Regions from separate parts of the Homo sapiens genome. Here region 2 is linked to region 1. Evidence: chromatin loops called from intact Hi-C (ENCODE). Cell type or tissue: adrenal gland. All regions are shown on one strand.

Region 1 (2,500 bases):
TGTGAATTTCTAATCTATCATTCATTTGTTTTTTGTTAGTTAGACTATCTGTATAAAGAAAAACATCTCCTGATCTTTTATTAGATTATCCAGTGGTATAGTTGATGTAGACAAGGCAAACAAATGCCTTGTTTCTTTTCTTTATTTACTGGTTCCCAAAATAATAAATTATTTCCCTAGAATCTGGTGAGGATGACACAATAGATGTTTTCTGTCCTCCCTCCCTCTGGTTCTCTCTCTCTGTGCATGTGTATGTACGTATTTTTGCATCATTATGAACTCATGAACAAACATATTTAATATGTTTGAATCATTTGCCGTTTTTATTCTTTTACATAACAATCTTTGGCCAGTGGGAGTCCTTTTAAGTCAGCTCCTAAATCCTCTTGATGAGACCCTAGTCATATATAATAGTGTTCTTGTTCTATGGTATGGTACAGTATCCAGGCTCATCTTGTACGTTTTCTGCCCCAGGTCTGGAATCAGCCTGTAGGAAATGGTATCTGTAGACCATGATAGAGGTGTTTTTAATTATTTTTTAATTTTTTGTAGAGATGGGATCTTGCTATGTTGCCCAGGCTGATCTCGAACACCGGAGCTCAAGTGATCCTCCTGCCTCAGCCTCCCAAAGTGCTGAGATTACAGTCATGAGCCACCATGCCTGGCACGATAGAGGTAGTTATTGCTACCAGGTGGGCCATTTTTTTCTAGGCAGCTTCAGAGTTATTAAGTATATATGTATTAAAAATATATGTATTAAAATATATGTATTAAATATGGATTTAATATATGTATTAAAATATATGTATTAAAAATACATATATGTATTAAAAATTCATATATGTATACATATAAAATATATATGTATTATATATTATAATATATATTTTAAACACAAAACACATTAAGAATTTGTACTTTTAATTCTAATTCAAATTCACAATTATCAGTGTATACGTAACCTAGTCCATCTGAACTGTATATTTTCTTTATCCCGCACAGAGAATCCCAGTTCTTAGGTATGTTACAGACGCTATAATCAAAATACCATGAGAAAATCAAACTGTCATAAGCAAAAGACCAATCAGTCTCTTTGCTTTATCCTGCATTACCCGGAAAGCAATCTAAGAAGAGCAATATAATATTAGCAATGATATGCATATAGAAATAGGTTATAAATTGTTTTGAAGAAAGCTGTTTTTCATGCCTGTACCAAAATATATCATGTGCCCCATAAATATATACACATATTATGTACCCGCAAAAATAAAAAAATAAAAATAAGTAAATAAAAAGAAAGGTCTTTTTGACTTTAGGGCATACAGCACCAGGAACGTACAGATTACTATATTTTTAAAACTCTTAGGAAACTTTCTATTTTGTAGCTATACAGTCAACAGAATATTCACATATGTCAGAGTCCTGGAAGCTATCTTGAAAAACAAATATAAAATTGACAGAGCTGTGAGACAGAAGTCATCAGGAACTATGATAATTTTTTGTACCCTCTCTAAGAAAATAACGACTAGCTACATGCGGATTTTTTCACATTGCAGGGAAATAGACTTCTATTTTGTTTAAGCTGTGCTACTTTTTGTTAGTATATTATATACAGTAGAAACTAATTCTATTGGATACAAAAGATAAGAAAATCAAATGGAATTTAATAACAATAGATAAAAGAGGAATTATTGGCTAAGATAAAGATAAACCAAAGAATTATTGAAAGACAGTTTGATCTGTAATGTAGAATTTGAGATATGTGTGATTTTCTAATTTTTTTTTTTTTTTTTTTTTTGAGACAGAGTCTCTCTCTTGTGGCCCAGGCTGGAGTGCAGTGACACAATCTCAGCTCATTGCAACCTCCACCTCCCAGGTTCAAGTGATTTTCCTGCCTCAGCCTCTCGAGTAGCTGGGACTACAGGTGTGTGCCATCACGCCCAGCTAATTTTTTATATTTTCAGTAGAGACGGGGTTTAACCATGTTGTCCGGGGTGGTCTCGATCTCTAGACCTCGTGATCTGGCCGTGACGGCCTCCCAAAGTGCTGGGATTACAGGCATGAGTCAGCATGCCTGGCCCTAATTCTTAATGTATTTAAATTAGAAATTGACAAACAATAAGGAAAAAACAATAAGGGAAAAAAGAAGTCTTTGAAATGTTAGAAATTGTTAAACTTTCCTAGTTGCCTTTTATATTGATTTTAATGTTTATTTTATATATATTTTTATTTTATTTAAATTATGTTTTATAATTCTAAGTAATCTTTAGATTTTATGTTAAAATTGAGTGAAGATAAATCCTCATTTTCAACGAATATCCCTAAAAACTAATAAGGGTATGTATGCATATTTTTAGTTATCATTTAAAGAATATACATTTTTTTATTTTCAGCAACTTAATTTCCACTATGTTTAACTCAGTGATGTCAGAATTCTTTTTCACTCTGACTCTAACAGATATTGACAGTCTTTAAGTTTTAAGGTGATATTAGGGATAAG
Region 2 (2,500 bases), 310 kb after region 1:
GGTGTTTCCCACCCTATTCTATGCAGCCATGCTAGGTTGCTCTGCTCCACAGGGTTTGTGCTACTCTTTCGCTATATTCCAGAGCTCCCCCTTCGTTATTTTATTTGTCATGTAGTTGTTTATTCATTATTTTGTGAAAGAAATGAGAATTAGGACCTCCTTGTTTGATATCTTGCAGATATTATTTCCTTTTTCTTCTTTTTGAATAAACCCAATTGATAAATGGTTTTGTTTTTTCACCTCTTCTTGAGGTATAAACTACATATAGTACATTAAATTTTAGAAATTGTAGCATACAATTTTTATATGTCTATATACCTGTGTAACCACCACACTGATCAAAATATAGAACATTTATGAGCCCAGCAAGTTTCCTTGTTGTCCTTTCCTGTCAACACTTTCTGCAAAAGTAACAAAAGTATTCTCCCCTCTACCATAGTAGATTAGTTTTCCCTGTGTTTAAGTCCATTTTGTGTTTCTATAACAGAATGCCTAAAGCGAGATGATTTATAAAGAACTTCTTTTATAAATAATTTATAAATAAACTTCTTTTACCTTATCAGGTAAAAGATAATCTATAAAGACACTTCTTTTACCTTATCAGTTGTTCTTAGGAACAAGTGAAACTTTTATTTCCAATAAATTCTATTTGATTTTTTTAAAGCAGTATTTTCTTCCTATTGCTTCAATTTCTTTGTTTGCATCTTAAAACAGAACCTTATTCTACAGTCTTCTCAGATTATTCTATTATACAAAATTCTAGAAGTTCTACTTCCCCTTTTTTTAAATCTCCTCTTGTGTTTTGAGCTATTTTGCGGGAGGATTTCCATGTGACCTGAATCTTGTACTCTAATTCCAGCATAGTTTCGCAAAGCCTTCTGCAAGAGATTCAAGAGTATCCCCCACCCAAGACCAATTTTTATGTTAATTCTTCAGCTTGGAGTGTCAGTGTCAGCAGTAAAGTGTAAATTTGGCTCCTTAATTTGTAAGCTGTAGAACCAGGGGTTTGATTTCTCAGAAAAGACCACTCTTGTTGGGTTTCATTTTTATTTTCACTCAGGTCCCAGATAGAAAAATCCCCCTTGTTGCCCTGTACTAGCAGATGTTTTCCTCTTTTCTCCCCTTAATATATAATTTTTCTCAATGGGATAGCTCTTCAAGAATTTTGGCTTGTGTACTGATCTTAGATCCAAAGGCCAGTCAAATCCTAGACTTCATATCCAGCCCCTGAAAAAGTCTTAAAATAGAACTCTTCAGTTACAAGGACTGAGACCCCCATAACCTGCATGGTGAGTTTATGCACCTAGCACTCTGGGGATCAGTTGGCACCTCATTTTTGGCACATAACATTTTCCTTTCTCCTTTTGAATTCATCTGTGCATTTAAAACTTATTACATTTTTGTTTGCAGGAAGATAATCTTTTTTTTTTCAACTTAACAGAAATTTTTTCTATCATGGTTCTGGAGGCTGGAAGTCTGAAATCAAGATGTCAACAGGATTGTTTCTTTCTGAGAGCTGTGAGGGAAGGATGTGTTTCAGGCCTTTCTCCTTGGTTGGAGATGGCTCTTCTTTCTGTGTCTTCACATCATCTTCCCTGTGCATGCCTGTGTCCAAAGATCCTGCTTTATGAAGGCAGCAGTCATACTGGATGAGGGTGAACCCTGGTGAAAACATCCTAACTAATTGCATCTGCAATTACTCTATCTTCAAATAAAGTCACATCCTGAGATACAAGGGGGTAGGACTTTAACCTGTGAAATCTGGGAGACATAAATCCATACATGTGGAGGCAAGAGGGGGCCTTGGAAAGACTGAGGATAATCATTTTTTGTGTGTTCATTTATTTATTTAGTTTTTCCTTAGGCATTCTGCTGGGAGTATCCCATTTAAGAAATTTAAGGGGTAAGCCCATTAATTCCCTTTTTGCACATTGGAATACAAACGTGTCACTTTAAGGAAGGACTCCACCAGAGGCACAGAACAAGAATCTTGAAAACTCATTTGCAAAATATTTCACAGAAAATAGAAAAGTGTTCAAAATGTGTTTTGCTCCAATACTGCTTTCACATGCAAAGTGGTACAAAAGTTGGATTCTTTATTTTCATGCATCTACATATATATTAATTTATGCACATTGACTAGAAAATCTGCACATTATTGGTTCAGTTCTCCTGATTATTTAATTGTTTTCAAGTATATAATACAATGTGTAGGCCAGGCGTGGTGGCTCACGCCTATAATCCCAACACTTTGGGAGGCCGAGGTGAGTGGATCACCTGAGGTCAGGAGTTCGAAACCAGCCTAGTCAACATGGCAAAACCCTGTCTCCACTAAAAATACAAAAACTAGCCAAGCATGGTGGCACATGCCTGAAGTTCCAACTACTCGGGGGGCTGAGGCATGAGAATCTCTTGAATCTGAGAGGCAAAGGTTTCAGTGAGCTGAGGTCGTGCCACTGCACTCCAGCTTGGGCAACAGAGTGAGACCCTGTCTCAAAAT

Evidence for each region. Peaks named below come from ENCODE experiments on the same cell type or tissue, not always from the same donor. Only the 100,000 strongest peaks of a DNase experiment are listed, where the experiment ranks them.
Region 2: a loop joins it to region 1, with 2.4 times the contacts of the local background. A loop is called at or near these places in 16 of 110 quality-filtered maps.

The regions. Positions count from the first base shown.
Region 1 is chr21:14,723,700-14,726,199 of GRCh38, reverse strand. No RefSeq gene overlaps it. Among named protein-coding and RNA genes, the nearest start is that of SAMSN1-AS1, 140 kb to the right of the region's middle. In adrenal gland, no CTCF peak of the experiment used is centred here; no DNase peak of the experiment used is centred here.
Region 2 is chr21:14,413,619-14,416,118 of GRCh38, reverse strand. No RefSeq gene overlaps it. Among named protein-coding and RNA genes, the nearest start is that of HSPA13, 32 kb to the right of the region's middle. RefSeq lists an enhancer at 731-870. In adrenal gland, no CTCF peak of the experiment used is centred here; no DNase peak of the experiment used is centred here.